Linked DNA regions of Homo sapiens: region 1 is linked to region 2. A link is a loop called in an ENCODE intact Hi-C map of the cell type or tissue named here. Cell type or tissue: A673. All regions are shown on one strand. Each heading gives the region's core, and the rest is flanking DNA. Links, peaks and the distances in the headings are about the cores only. Region 1 holds the start of LOC112267952 (a long non-coding RNA gene). Region 2 overlaps LOC100506207 (a long non-coding RNA gene).

What was found. Hi-C counts contacts between places; a loop is a spot of excess contacts. Peaks named below come from ENCODE experiments on the same cell type or tissue, not always from the same donor. Only the 100,000 strongest peaks of a DNase experiment are listed, where the experiment ranks them.
Region 1: it touches region 2 in a loop (2.6-fold over the local background); 3 of 110 quality-filtered maps call a loop at or near these places.

Annotation. Positions count from the first base shown.
Region 1 is chr6:8,901,485-8,909,830 of GRCh38, forward strand. LOC112267952 (a long non-coding RNA gene) reads left to right here and starts at 4,590. Exons shown (of 5, transcript XR_007059441.1): 1 at 4,590-4,672. In A673, for the core only: a CTCF peak has its summit at 3,475; a DNase peak (open chromatin) is centred at 4,327.
Region 2 is chr6:8,703,427-8,711,772 of GRCh38, forward strand. The region is part of intron 3 of LOC100506207 (a long non-coding RNA gene); the gene reads left to right. Among named protein-coding and RNA genes, the nearest start is that of HULC, 55 kb to the left of the region's middle. In A673, for the core only: a CTCF peak has its summit at 4,651 (motif pointing right); DNase peaks (open chromatin) are centred at 2,385 and 4,665; H3K4me3 peaks cover 435 bases; H3K27ac peaks cover 980 bases.

The sequences.
Region 1 (8,346 bases), core at 76-8,075, 200 kb after region 2:
AAAGACAGTGTTTGTGTCTTGTAGCCTTGGATAGTGGAGAAATGCTGGGATTACAGATAGAAGAGGCAGATTTGGCACAAGTTATGGACTTACGTTTTGAAGAACTGACAGCTGAGTTTGTATATCTGAAAAACAAGCGGTGAGAAGTAAAATCTCTTTCTCAATTGTTCTCTTAATAATTCTGAAGAAAGTGCCATTGCTAACCAACAGAAAATTTTATAGAATTTTGCCTAAAAGTTGTCAAAATAGTACATAACACAGTTGCACCTTCATTGGCCTGGAATTCTCCTAAGTGAATGCTGGAAGTCTTTATCCCACTTTTATGTTCTAGGCATACAGTTTTCTTTTCTTTACGCAAATAGTGTTAGGAGTTGTGTGTGTGTGCCATATGCGTGTGTGTGTGTGCTTTTAGACACTATCTATACATATGGAGCAATTACTTATATGTTTTTGTTCCATTTTCTACACTCATTGTAGCATGCTATAATCACTATTTTGTAGTTGGCTTTCTTCTTTCTACTTCTCTTTCTATGGGTTTATGTGCATGTTTTATATATATGTTTAAGATACTACTAATGTTTTGTAAGATAAGATATTAAAATATCTAATCTCTAATGGAGAAATTCTAGAAATTCCAGCATTTGGATGCAAAAGTATTTTTTGCATTTAATCCATATTTACCTCCTATTCACTTTCTAATCACCCTATCTTGAATGACTACCCATAGACTTAAGCAGATAACATAAGACAGTGGTTGAAAACATGGGCTGTAGACCTAGCTAGCCATGGTAGATCAGCCTCGGATATGTGCTGCTCAGTTCAACCCCCAAGAAAAGCTGTTGTGAGGAGTGAAGTTAGCTGACAGCCTCCAACTACAGTGCTTTTTAAACTGCAGCACATGCAAACTGAGGTCATGCTTTCCTTGGGCAGCTTAGCCAATGCCTAAGCATGACGGTATATTGGCAGCTGGCCATTCTTGCTCAGTATGAAACCCTCCATAAGCAATCTTTGAGTTGGACCTTCCTTTGGGCTGACTGAGACCTTCTCCAAGCTATATCAAATAGTCTGAGACTGCTTCTACCCAATCCTTTCTCGTACCTGCTTACCTTTTGTAGGTATCAGACCAGCACCTCTGTCTTTAGCCTCTTCACACCTACTCTTCCCCATTTCTTCTTTATCCTTCACAGGCATCACCTCCAGTAAATACCTTGCATTTCTTCTTTGTCTGGCATCTGCTTCCTAGAGGACCCAGTCTGACACACATGACTCTTACATGTCCTAGTTTTATGAGCGTAAGAATTTTGATTAATTTCTCTCTTATCATCACTTATTTTTATTATTATAGAACAAAAAAATAAATTCTTACCCATTTTGCTGGAGAACCTCTTCAATTTATCTAAAAAATAATAGGAGATAAAATTCTGAGTTCTTATGTGTTGGGAAAAGTTGTATTGTGATGTTGCATTTGATTGTTAGTTCTCCTGGCTACAGAATTTTAGGACAAATTCATTTCCTAGGAATTTGAAGACGTTGCCTTCTAGTAAACGTCACTATTGAAACATGACAATTTGAAATTCAATCCTTTATAGATAAGCTGTATTGACTCTTTTAGAACTTTGAAGAATTTTTCATATACTATTGGCTTAAAAATTTCACTGGAATATGTCCAGGGATGGGTCTATTTTTCAAAAAAATCCTGCTGAGCACTCAGTCACCATGTTTGCTCTTAAGACTGATTCATAGTTATCATCAGCTCTGATAAATTTTCCTTTATTATTTCTTTGATTATTTCCACCAGTTTATTGTCTTTCTACTCTCTTTCATTTCTATTATAAGAATCTTAAACTTCTTGGATACTAATCTATGTGTAAGTCTCTCATATTTTTACAAAATTATTTTCAATTATTGCATGTTTTACATATTTCCTTAAATTCTATTGACTTTAAAATGTATATTTCTAGTTTCTATGAATTCTGTCATTTCTTGCTTCTGAGTGTTTATTTTTAATAGAAGCTTTTTGGGTTTCATAGATGTAATAGTTTTCTCAATGGGTAGTAGTGACTTAGATGTAGTAATGGGTATACTTGGGTGATATATATATATGTGGGTATATATATATAATTGTTATTAATTGGACTCATGTTTTCCTATCACTTTTATTGAACCTCTTAGGTAATCTTTCAAAGTCAGAGCCTGATAGTGTCTACCTAAAATTAAATATTCAGCTCTTTTCCAAGACTTCCTAGTAGTATTCTTCTAACTTGGGTTTCACTTGCTGTGTAAGTTCATACTTTTCTCTCCCATGACTATAACTCCTGGGCATACAAATCTACTTATATTTTAATAACCTAAGATAATATTTCCACAAAAAACTTCACCCACTCAGTGTTCATTTTTCCATGAATGATTAATGATGATAATTTATATAGAATCTTCCACTGAAAAGCACATTAAATAACAACATTGCCAGTACAGCCTCCTCGTATCTCATTAGACTGGAAAGCAGTACTTAAAATAAATGCTGCTACTTTAACCAGTTGCAAGTCAACAAAGTTGCATCTGTGAAAATGTGGATAGTTAGAAAAAAGTATTTTAATGGATATATGCACTGGCCATATTCTCTTTATTTCATATAGGAAGTATAAAGTAGTCATTAAAATTTCTCATTCTAGAAAGAGCAGCCCGGATTCAGATCCCAATTCAACTGTCTGCTGTTGGGCAAACTAACTTTTCTGAGCCTGTTTCCTCACAGAGTTGGTATGAGAATTAATTATAATGCATATGAAGTGCTTAGTATAGTGTCTAATACATGGTAAGCATTCAAAAATATTAGCTACTCTGATTGATGAGTAGATTGGCAACCTCTCAGAGAAAAAAATACTATTTCCTCCCAAAAATGATTGTGTCTGTCTTTCTTGTGACTACATTGCATTTTATTGTTACATCTAGAGTACTTCTTACTATATCCAGTCTTTGTGTATAAAGAGTTATTTTTCTGATTTTCCAGCTATACCATTAGAATGAGGAAACCAAGGATTGTCGTCTTTATTGCCCAGTATGACTAGCAGGAAACTTGCATATTGTACTTCATGCAATGAACAAATGGTGGAGGTACAAAAGGATGGGGATGTGGTTTGATATCCATATACAACAGATCCTTCTATGCCAACATATCCTATGAGGAAAAGGAGAATAATGGTAAATAAAAGGAGAAGCACCTCAAGAATAAGAAGTAGCCTTGGAATCATGAGTGGCAGTCAAAAGAAAAGGTGCCCCATGTAGATTGAGTAAATGAGGTTAACCATTTCAAGACTATAAACACTCTAACTGATATATGGCAGGTATGTACCCTAAGATATTCATTTCTCTGAGCAGCAGCAGGATAATTTACATCAGAGAATAAAGATCTTGCCCTTGACAGTAATTACTCCCGGCAACGATTGCATCAGGTAGTGAGCCCCCTTCAGGAGACAACGTGCATCTTCCCTGGGTAACCCTGGGTAAATGGATCCATCCAACTGGTGCCTTCTCAGATGGATCAGGCACATGGTGGCCACTAATAGTTTTTTGTTTGTTTGTTTGTTTGTTTTTTCCAGTCCTATAGCTAAAATTCTGAGCTTCCACAAGAAGTGCAAGAGATGATGAAGCAAGTCCAGGGAGGCATGAGTTAGACTTGCTAGAGCAAGACAGGAAGGCTTAGATTGGCAGTTATGTGGATGAAAATTCTACAAATCACTCTGAATTATTACAGATCTACTACTTCCTTGCTGTGGTCTAAGTCCAATTCTAAACTCTTGAGAATCAGCAAGTATTATCCTGGCCTTTAATGTGTTTCAAATCTAACCTTTTTCTGATTTCCATGTTACTACCATTCTGATGCTCATTAGCACTTTCATCAAAGAAATGAAATGGAAAGAGTATAATCTGAATCCAAAATTTTTCACATGTGTTAATGGGTTTGGCAGAGGGGAAAGAGAAAACTCTGGGCGAAATAGTTTTAAAATTTATGCACATGTTTAAAGGCATGTCACAATTAACTTTTTAATATTACTCTACTTTCAAGTTTAAGTTTTTGTTATTTTACACGTGCTCTGATGCTTCTCTTGTTTATTAATTTAGCCAACAGCTAGGGTTCCTTGTTCATTGAGATTTAGAAATACCCCTATCCCAATTCTGGTTTCCACTTCCTGCATCCAGTGTAGAATTGGCAGAGTGGGTTTTTGGAACTCTTGGTGTGTGGAGCCTGAGGATCTCTCTGCGGGAGGCTGGGGAGGGTGTGAAGCTGCAGGACTGAGACCCAAACTCAGCTTGGATGGTAAAGGAAGGAGCCTATTAGTGTATCGCAAAGCTCCTTACTTCCTTCTTGGCAGGAGTTGTTGCTTGGAGCCAGCAGGTGCTTAATGCTGTTAAATTTATGAGTAGTGAAAGCTGTTGGATTTCTTAACATCTGGGTAACATAAATTATCAGAATTTTTTTTAGGCTGACATAGTTGGAAAGTGATTTCGAAATCCATGAAAAGCCATTAGGTAACCTTTACTGGAATGTGTTTATTTTTGAACATTTACCTGTGTGACTGTAAGCTGTCCCTAGATGAGCTGACAGACCCTGGCTGAGCAGGAAGTGGCAGGGTCAGGAAAAGCTAGGCCACAAGTTTTCCCTTGAGAGCCTTAGGTAAGACACGGAGCACTTTTAATTTATATATTTATTGTTTTCGGGGAATTTTTTCTCTTGCTCAGAATTACCAATATGGTAAGTGCAGAACCAACATATCAATTTGTAAATGATTTCCATTGTTTATTTTTCCTTTTAAACTAGATGTGATACTGAGAGCTGCTCCCTTATCCGCCTTTCTTTCCCTTCTCTCTGTTCTTTCATCACAGTAGATAATTGAGTTATCACCTGTCAGGCAGAATTTAAAAAGTAAAATAAAGTAGGAAGAAAGGAATTGACCATTTCTTTATAGTAACAGCTATTTATATAACATTATGTTGCTGTTGTCTATGTTTGTCTGTTTTATACCGGGACTGATAACTGCAAATAGGCATTTCTTAAACTTTTAGCCACTGTTAATTTTAAGTGATGCTGTCCATAAAATGTTATCACGCTTGTATTTTCATGTTGTAAATGGACCATTTTGAGCTTGAAGTGTATTGAGAGATTATTTTTCTACCTAGATTTTACTTTCTAACAGAAATTGAAGTAGTATGTAATATTGGCTTAAAATATTACTGTTTTCCACACTCTTTTTATTGATTGCATAAGAATGCAATCAATGACTGGAATTAGTGGATTAAAAAGAAAAACAACACAACATGAAATGTGTTAGCATATTTCACATGATGTTGTCAAAAGAGCCATGGACTGTGAGAACTGTTGGGTACAACCTCAGCCTCACTCTTCCTATTCTGTGACCCTGGGCAGACTACATAGGCAGCCAGAGTCACAGTTTTGCTTTCTTACAGTAGAATTTGCAGTGACATTGTAGGTGACAGCCCAGCATCCACTGGGCCCTTGCCTTACTGATTTATAGGAATGCAGTTAGGGGACCTGACATAGGTGAAGGGGAGGGTCTGATTGTATGAACAGTTGTTCTAACCCTTTTTTCTGGTAATTATTTTGATATACTATATGCTATTATATATACACACACTACTATACAGTCTTAAGACATTAGGATATTTTATATATGTATATTTATATATGTGTGTATATACATACATATGCCTTAGTGCATTATATATCACAATCAATCAAACAAACTCTATAAAATAAATACACTTGGGCTGTTGCATGTAATATTTTTGTGGTTTCCAAGAAAAAAATGCAATCTGTCCAAAAACATGTTTAAGTAATATTTTACCTTACTTTGAAACTTCAGTTCTTCCAGATTTTCTCTTATTGACTACTTGGGAAAATTTACACTTAAAAAAAGATGTGTGTTTTTAGTTCAACACTTGCTCATACTTGTATGGCTGGTTGTGTCAGAAATTGTATTTATTTATGGGCATATTTCAGGATGTTTTCATAGGAAGAAAACAAAACCGAAGGCCTTCAGATAGGATCTATAATAATGCTTCACAACTGAAGACAGTTTTCTTGGGGTTTTTGCTCCTTGAAAAAAAGAACAATAATGTGCCAGAGACCCCAAAGGGAAATATATTGTTAATGGAAAAAATTGCTTTCATTCACACTTTCTATTTAGGGGAGCCCTTGCTGCCAGGTTATAATGAAAACATAAAGGTCTAATACAAAACTGATCAGGGAGAAGGAGGCAGAGGAGACGAACCCAGAAAATGCAGCCTCTAATCCAGATGTTAGCATTAGTGGGGTTGCTTTTGTGAGAGACAGCCAGCAGACTTTACCTTATTCATCCTCTCTGAGGCCCCTGCTTCATGATCAAATAAAAAACAATTAAAATCTTATTTTTTCAGGTTTCAACATTTTTTATACAATTTAGATTGTGTTTACTTATAGGGAATTCTCAAGTATGAAACAACTTCCTTATGATGGTTGATTTAACTGATTTAAAGTTCTAGAAAAAGATGAAAATAAACAACACCCATAAACAGCTTTTGTTCAAGCCAGGGAAACAGGAAAATCACCTGAAGTTCTTTTTATTGTCTCATTAAAATAAACTTTTTCTCAACTTGATGAAATTAAGTTAAGGATACATTCTTAGAACTTAAAAAAAAAAAGACTTCTGTGTGGCTTAGAAAATAATGGTTTACTGGCCTATGTGGAATGGGAAAACAAGAGGGTTTTTTTTTTATACTTTAAGTTTTAGGGTATGTGTGCACACTGTGCAGGTTTGTTACGTATGTATACATGTGCCACGCTGGTGTGCTGCACTCATTAACTCGTCATTTAACATTAGGTATATCTCCTAATGCTATCCCTCCCCCCGCCCCCCCACCCCAAAACAGACCCCGGTGTGTGATGTTCCCCTTCCTGTGTCCATGTGTTCTCAATGTTCAATCCCACCTATGAGTGAGAACATGCGGTGTTTGGTTTTTTGTCCTTGCGATAGTTTGCTGAGAATGATGGTTTGAAAGAGGGTTTTTTAAAAGGAGGAAACAAATTACTCTCATAGAGAAATAGAGACAGGCTTAATCATTAAAACAATGCTTAGTGTCAAATATTAGAACACACGTTTCAGAAGAAGTGAATACTCTTTGGAACCATCTGTTTTGGCTTTCTTCATAACCTTTGGGAATGCATTTTGGAGAAAGCCATCACAAAACTTCACAGAATTGTACCTCCTTCCTATGGTAGCTGCTTTGCACATTCCAGAAATTTATGTCTTTCTGGGAAGTGACATAGCACACTCTGCTTGCCTGCTCTTTCGCACGAGGGAAGGAAGGAGGTGGTACTATTGGAGCTCTTGTTCATCCTCTGCTTTTGCTCGCTGGTGTGCTTCTCTCAAGTCCAGCACCATTTACCATGGGCATCTGACCATGTAGTCTGTGAGATAGCTTCATTAAGCCTAAGTACTTGATTGGAATCTCAATATTAGGTATAGTAGCCCTAAATTTGTAATTTTCACAAATGGATTAATGTGAACTTACTAAACCTAAAGCTTATTTGGATTATAAATGAGAATGCATCTGCATCATTTTTTGGTTATAGAAGTTTTTTCTTAGTTTAGATTCCCCTTGAAATAGACCCTCAACCAAAGATCAGAATGCAGATAGTTGAGTTGAGAACTTCAGGAGTCAGCGGAGTGGTGCAGGAAAAGGAATACACCCAATAAAGGATGCTGTGGGAGAATGGGGTTAACATGGAGGGTTTACTTGGAGGGCTTATTTTTAAGGGTTTATTTGGACTTTTATTAGTATATGATTCACTATAAATATCACAAAAATGTAATACTTTTGCATATTCCTTATTGTCTGATATTAGCTTCTTACAGCAAATATTTATACTGTTGGCTCAATTTAGACCACAAGAAAATTGGAAACTCTGGAAACGTGTGTAAGACATATGTCACAATTATCCCACCTGAAGGATGTAGAGATTTACAACAACTTTTGCCAGTTATCAGTTGACAGCTGCATTAGAGCTGTATTCAATAGGTACTAACTCACCTGCATGTCCATCCTATTGGACGTGGGTAGAATGGCACCAGGAGGGTCTGCCTGATTAACATAAGATTATCTAGAAATTATAAACACTAATAAAATTTTAAAAATTATATTGCAAAATCCAAATAAATGTGCAAAGCGTAGACAATTAACAAGAACTATGAATAAAAAAGCAGTTAACATCAATGGCAAAAATAATGAGCTAGCATTTGTTACACATAAAATACATAGATGAAGGGATGAGGATTATTTTTCCTTTATACT
Region 2 (8,346 bases), core at 160-8,159:
AGAGATATAGCTCATTCTGAACATATAATTAGGGCAATTGAGGTAATCCATGCTTTAATAATATTTGAGATGATAAATGCCAGTTACAACAAACATGTTACTACTCTTTTCACTGTTGTTCCTTTTCTCTTTATAGTCACTCACTAAAAACTTGGATTTCTTCTATGTTTTAATTTTTATAAAACCAACAAAAATCCAGAGTTCTTATAGACCACTGATATTTGTTGGCCTGAAAACATTTGAAAGAACAGGCGGTCTTCTTGCTGCAGGGTCCAAATGCACTATCAACGTGATTTATATGATATATTCAAATATTTCATGTAAAAGTGAATTTTCATTTTCATATTCACATCTTTACAATTTAAATCTGGATAATTCTCACTTACTGTTCAGAGCTCAAAGAAATTTTCCACAGTTGCCCATACCACTGCAGCATGCCTGAGTTTCCATGCACCGTGTGCTCCTCCGTCACAATCTATTTTAGACATTGGTAATTATGTCTTTAATGTACAATTGTGCACTACATGACAATGTTTTAGTCAATGATGGACTGCAGGTATGACAGTGGTTGCATAACATTATAATGAAGTTGAAAAATTCCTATTGCCTAGTGACATCTTTTTTTTTTTTTTTTTTTTTTACTTTAAGTTCCTGGATACATGAAAATTTCCTACTGCCTAGTGGCATCTTTTTGTTTTTTCTTTTTTCTTTTACTTTAAGTTCTGGGATACATGTGCAACATGTAGGCTTGTTGCATAGGTATACGTGTGTCATGGTGGTTTGCTGCGCCTATCAACCCGTCATCTAGGTTTTAGGCCCCGCATGCATTAGGTATTTGTCCTAATGCTCTCCCTCCTCTTGGCTCCCACCCCCTAACAGGCCTCGGGGTGTGATGTTCCCCTCCCTGTGTCCGTGTGTTTTCACTGTTTAACTCCCACTTATGAGTGAGAGCATGCGGTGACTGAGATCTTGATGATCCTGACCCTGTGTAGGCCTAGGCTGATGTGTGTATTTGTCTTCATTTTTAACTAACAAAAATATTTAAGAAGTAAAAAGAAAAATTTAATTAAAATTAGAAAAAAGTTTATGGAATAAAGATATAAAGAGAAAATATTTTTTTGTAAAGCTATACAATGCATTTGTGTGGGAAGCTAAGTATTATTACAAAGGAGTCTAAAAGTTTAAAAAATTAAAAAGTGCACAAAAAGGCTACAGTAAGCTAAGGTTAATTTATTATTGAGGAAATAAAAATATTTAAAAATAAACTTAGTGTAGCCTAAATGTACAGTGTTTATAAAGTCTACAGTAGCGTGCAGTAAGGTCCTAGACCTTCACGTTCACTCACCACTCACACACTGACTTACCAGAGCCATTTCCCGTCCTGTAAGCTCCATTCATGGGAAGTGTTCTATACAGATGTACCATATAAAAATCTTTTATAAGTACGAAAGGTATAGATTTTCACTACACCTTTTCTATGTTTAAATACACAAATTCTTACCCTTGTGTTACAATTGTCTACAGTATTCAGCACAGTAACACGCTGTTCAGATTCGTAACTCAAGAGCAACCGACTCTATCACATAGCCTAGGTATGTAGTAGGCTATACCGTCTGGGCTTGTGTAAATATACTCTATGATGCTCCCACAATGACAGAATTCCCTAAGGACACATTTTTCAGAACATACCCCTGTTGCTAAGTGATGCATAGCTGTATATCTTCTCCACTTGACTACAAACTAAATGATGATCCAAATGGAATCTATTTTTTTTTTTTTTTACTGTCATATAACTAGCTCTTTAGCACAGCACCTGACACATAGTAGGTACTCAAAAGATGTTTGGAACTTCCTCCAGTATACATCTATATTTATTTTTCCAGCATACATAGAACTTTAGTTGATTACATCATTCATTTATATTTTTATGCATTTAAATTTACTTAAACATTCATTTATTCTACAAACTTTTATTGAGCTCCTAGTATGTGCCAGTGAACATTAGGCCATGTAGTGGTGCCTTAGAAATAAAAGACAGATTCCCTTTTCTTTAAAAAAGAAGACAGAGAAATATAAGAAAATCAGCCTGGGAAAAAACCACCTGGGAAGCTGCTTGAAATACAAATACTAGGCCCCTCCCCAGGCCTACTGGGCAGAGACTCCAGCAACCTATGTTTTAACAAGCCTCCCTGGGAGTCCAAGGCCCACACTGTAATGTGAGAGACGCCTGGTACAGACACTGCTCTACCCTCTTCCCCAAGGCAGATTTCCTCCATCTGAAAGTACTACCAAGTCCAGAGTAAAAACTAACCCAGTTGTAGTTCTGAGGTGCAGGATTCAGTCTCGCATCTGCAAAGCTCAGAGTGGTGCCTTCTTAGATCACTAGCTGACCCCTTTAGGGAAAGCCTGTGCCAGAATAATCCTCTAAGCATTGTTCTGACCTCCTGCTGGCTTCCTGTGGTTTTCCTCTATTTTGTGTCTCCAAAGTCTCATAGATGAACTTACTTAAATTATATGGTATATAGACTTAATTAATGGTAAGGAAAGTAGAATTCACTAGTTTAAAGGGAAAGCAATAGGAATGAATTTAGTACATATTTTCAGCAAGAAGCATGGTGGTGTTAAGTCAGAGACATCAGTTTGAACATATTAAAGGCCATTCTTTTGCTCTGTCAATCTCATGGCTGTTGACTCTAACTTTAATGCATAGTATCTTGAAAATATGTGACTATAATCAAAATGGAAAGAAATGAATCTACATACATCAACATAGATCCTTATTTCCTGAAATATTCGGAACCTACATATACTTACACACACACACACACACACACACACACACCCCGCACCCAAGCACACAATTATTTTTGTTTGTTAGTATGTGGTGTTCTTTTACAAATATATTAATGAGCTATTTTTAAGGTTTTAAAAATGGTTTGCTTTGTAATGGGTGGCCTAAAAGTCTTAGTTTTACTTCTCTGGAAATTCTGACTTTTCCCTTATTGCTCAGTTGTGGTTTTTCAGCGAGGAAAGTTTTGCTATTTTCCAACTTAAAGCAAATAAATTTATCTTATAGTTTGTTCTATTTTGTATACCTTCTCAAAAACACATTTGATAGCAGTGCAAATGCTTTTTGAAAATTAAAATAGTAAAAGTACCACAAGGACTTCAATTAAAAACATCTCGCTTTGCCCTGTGTGAGCTCTTTTCTATTTATCAGGATGTTATTTAAAGTTGGACAATTAATGTAAATGCTCTCTGGAGAACTTAAGTGCTTCCGTGTAGATAGGTGGAATTTCCTAGGAAATTCCAGAGACTATCAATCTATCAGTCTGTCATTCAACAAATGTTTCAGCTGCATGAAAGATACAGCTTTAGATTCTAGGTGCAACTGGAAGTGACACTTAAATTAAATGGAAAAATATGCATGCAGAGTTAAGTTACAGTGTTAATATTAATGATCATTCACTTCTGTGTAGCTTTTTTGGTAAGTTTTTAAATTTTATTGACTTATTTGACAACTAAAAACTAAATATTTGAGGTGTGCAATTTCATGATTTGATGGATATATGTATAATCACCACAATAAAGCTCATAATATATCCATTACCTCAGATAGTTTTCTTTCTTTCTTCCTTTTTCTTTTTTCGATGAGGAGGTGGTGAGAATACTTAAGATATATCCTCTTAGCAAATTTCAAGTTGTATAGCTTACTTAAATTATTTTCTTTCAACCTATAAGGCAGGAAGGGAAATAATTATTATCCCCATTTTCAAATAGAGAAACAGAGGCTGAGGTTTGCAGACATCAAGTGCCTTATCCAAGGTCATGCATCCTTATGCTAAGTGCCAAAGTCATGATGAAGACTAGCTCTTTGGAGTTCTAATACAAGACTTGTTTATGACTTCCCATTGCCCCTTTAAAAAACAAAACAACAACTAATTGATGGTGCATGATAAATGATAAATACAGTTATATCAGAAAAATGCTTATTTTTTGTGGCAGTGATGACTGGGAATTCCCTCCCTCTATGAAGGAGAGAGTGAAGCACTGGGTTTTGGGCCAATTTATCTAAAAGTGAAAGAGCCTGGTCTTGGGGAAATGATCAGTGGTGGAAGGAGGAAATGCACATGCAAGGCCCGCAGTGGATCAGTGTTCTGCGATGATTGAAGGCGCCCTTGGACTTGGATGGGCATCCTGACATTGTCTAGTCCTGACTGTTCATTTCTCAAGATTCTTGTTAGCTGCCAAGGTCTAGTAGGATGAGACCACATTAATGTCAATGAAGTCCAGTCAGTTCGAGACAGCTTTGTTTTTCTACAATTAAAACAATGAGGCAATGACTCTCAATCATGATCTCTTGGGTCTATTTCCCCTGGATACTAACTAATGGTGGTTCCAATTCTTTTAAAACAGACTATATTTTTTTTTTCTCACATGAGTTCACACACACAAATGCATGTGGTTTTGGTCCACATGCATTTCATATGACTCTGAAGTATAGCGTTATTGGTGAACATAAAAGCAATCAGACTTGATTACCGTTCAAGAGGGACTCTGAAAAGAGCATCCACGAATAATGCCCTGGACTCCTGGAAAGCTTGGTGTATCATTCCTTCTTCTTTTTTTTAAGAGCACTGGACCTTAGACAGTAGATGGCAGTGTGAGATGGGAAATTTAAGTCTTGGCAGCGATATGCTTGAAACCAGCCCAGTAAAAATGGCTTTTTGACTTGGAAGCATTTATGAAATGAACTTTCAGTCGGAGTTTTGTCTGACAGCCAGGATTCCACCCTGCGAGGTGTTGGCAACCCACAGGTGAGGCTGTGTAAGTGCTTTGTTTGAACCGAGGCTGTTGCACTGCTCGGAAGCAAGGTGGGGAGCATTTGAGCAAAATCATTGTCACAGAGCCAAGCAAACTGCCACTCAGGTCTCTTGGCACTCCTGTTCCCCCTGGCATAGTTAGAGCCACTCCTCTTTGCCTTTCTGGGAAATTCATTGTGTTTAAATCTAATAAGTAGAAGCTTTGATATATCCAAAATGTTGTTGCTGCTTCAGGTATTTACTTAATCTTTCCTTTCCTTTCTATCCTAAACCCCTTAAAAGTCTGAAGCAGTGAGTGAGGGAGTTTCCAAACTGAAAAGCAAATTAGATTATTCATGGGAGAATTGCTCAATCTGAAAGTACACTATTCCCCATGGCTTATCAAATGATGGATTCTATTTAGAATCTTTAAGAAATCATGGAAAATAGGGCAGTGTTGAAGCAGGTTTGGGTGTCTCTTCTATTAAAGACTCTTGACAGTGGCAGGATTTGGTATCTACAGTTACCTGGTAAACCTGGATCCCTCTAGAACACCTTATAACACGCAGGTGTATTTTAAGCACAGAAGAAGTAGCATAAAACATTTGTTTTACACAATATTCTATTTCATAGAGAAGAGGTTAGAGGATCCTTGCTGCGCATGCAGTCACTGAAGAATCAGAATAGGGTCCATAATGAGTGTATCCTAAAGTTAGTAATTATTCTGCTTCTTGAACCTATCTGAAAACTACATTCCCTTAATTTAGGTATAATTTCTAGACTAGCTAAATCTCAGCTTTTATGTGATATAATATACATTACTTAACCCTCCATAAGATCTTGTTTTCCCAACTGTAGAATGAGGATAATAAAAGTACTTGCTTCATAGAGCCTGTTATACCATAAATATTGCCATTATAATACAGTTTGCTATACAACAAATATTAGCCATTATTATTACATATATGTTGATGAGTGCAGGCATATTTTCAAACAAAATTACTTTCTCTCCACTTCCCGAAATAATTCAAGAGGATAGTGAACACTAGTAATACTCTAAGTCAAACAAAATTAAGTAGATAAGTCTGCTCAAAATATACTGTGTACACAATTAAGTGCAGGAAAATTTAAGACTACCTGTAAAAACACTCATTTTCATCAATATGCTTCAGAGGAGAAGAATAGAATGTTACACAAGCCTCCACACACATACTGTGTATGCGCATTCACATGCCCATATATTTTCATTCATTACTTAAAACAGTGCTTTGGTTAACCAGGTGTGGAGACACATTTTCAGGACAAGAGAAATAGAAGCATGAGAATAAAGTATTGCCAGAAGTCACATTCACCTCTTCTTTTTAACAGGCAGAATTTCTGTTTATCAAGTGAGATTGGGGTCAAAGCTTGAAGGGGTAGAGTGGGCATAAAAATGGTCATGGGCCAGGCGTGGTGGCTCACGTTTGTAATCCCAGCACTTTGGGAGGCTGAGGTGGGTGGATCACTTGAGGTCAGGAGTTCAAGACCAGCCTGGCCAACATGGTGAAACCCCATCTCTACTAAAAATACAAAAATAAGCCTGGCATGGTGGCAGGTACCTGTAATCCCAGCTACTCAGGAGGCTGAGGCAGGAGAATGGCTTGAAACCGGGAGGCGGAGGTTGCAATGAGCTGAGATCGCGCCATTGCACTCCAGCCTGGGTGACAGAAAACGACAACAGCAACAAAACGGTCATAACCATCCTAAAACTGGAACCTTCTTTTGAGAGAGAAGTACCTAAGTTAATCTGGAGGAAAAGTAAGTTGAGAGTGATTGACCTAGTGAATTATGGTTAAGTATCAAGAAGTTACTTCCCAACTCCACTACTTTTCACTTTCTTATATTTTCCTCAAGTTGTTTTTTCATTTCATTTTTTGTTTGTTTGTTTGTTTAATTAACTTTACTAAGGCGATAAGTCTGCGTTCTTTCCCAGGCTCTTCCAGGTTTTGAGATCTTGGGAAATTTACTGAATGTCTCTGTGTCCTCACCTATAATAATAAGAAATAATAACACCCCAGCTTGTTGTGAGATGAGATAAGCAGATACATGTAACACCCACCAGTCCAGTGTGGGGCATAAGGTAAGCTCTCATCCCATAAAAGCCAGAGATAAAAAGGATCATTTGACTTGGCATTTACAGAATTAGAAAACTACATGATGTTTGAAAGAAGCTCAGAGTTAAGCAACGCCTCTTATTTTACAGATGAGGAAACGAATGGCTAGAAAGGTTAAGTAAAGATTGGTAACACTGCTTGCATTAGTCAGGATTCTCCAGATAAACAGAACCAATAGTATTTATTTATTTATTTGTTTATTTAATCATTCATTTATTCATTACAAGGAATTGGCTCATATGATTGTGGAGGCTCAGACATCCCAAAATCTGCAGCCAGCAAGCAGGAGACCCAGGAGAGCGAATGTTGTAGCTCCAGTCTGAAGATCGTCCAGCCTGAGACCCAGGAGGAGCCAATGTTTCAGTTTGAATCTGAAGGCAGGAAAAGACTGATGTACCAGCTCATGGCAGTCAGGCAGGAGCAGTTCCTCTTACTAGCAGGAAAGTTGGCCTTTTTGTTTTATTCTGGCCTTCAACTGATTGGTTCAGGCCCACCCACATTAAGGAGGGCAACAATCTGGTTTACTTGGTCTCCTGATTAAAACATTAATCTCATCCAAAAATGCTTTCACAGACACACTTAGAGTAATGTTCAACCAAATATCTTGGCACCCTTGGTCCAGTCAAGTTTACAATATTAACTGTCACACTGTTATAAGTCTAGTCTATGCCTAATTTTAAGCTTCTAAAACAATCAACTCAAAGGAAATTTAACTGAGCTCTAGTGGTCCCGTTTGCTAAAGTATAACATTAGTGTTTTATTCTAAACAAGTTTAGGCTTTTCTCTTTGCTAAGATAAATTCACATTTTTAAGCTTTGAAAATGCCATATATATTATTTATTTATTTATTTATTTATTTATTTATTTTTGAGGCAGGGTCTCACTGTCTGGCTCAGGTTGGAGTACAGTGGTGTGACCATGGTTCACTGCAGCTTTGACCTCTCAGGCTCAAGCTGTTCTCCTGCCGCAGCCTCCTGAGTAGCTGGGACTACAGGCTCATGCCACCACACACTGCTAATTTTTGTATTTTTGGTAGAGACGGGATTTCCCTATGTTGCCCAGGGTGGTCTTGAACTCCTAGGCTCAAGTGATCCACCCACCTCAGTCTCCCCAAGTGCTGGGATTACAGGCGTGAACCACTGTGCCCAGCCAAAAATGCTATTCTGTTAATAGCTTCTTAGAGTTTTTGTTTTTTGTTATGTGGCCTTAAAGCAGAGCAGATCCATGTGTATAGGGACCAGTCACAAATACATTATAGAGGTTGCCCTCAAACTTCATTTGTACCTTTCTGGCATTAGCTTTCTCTTTCAAATGATATAAGGAGGCAGCAGCATGATGTCTTTGTTCCCTGACAGAGGGAAATCTAGGAATCGGTTATCTGCCTTCAGAGA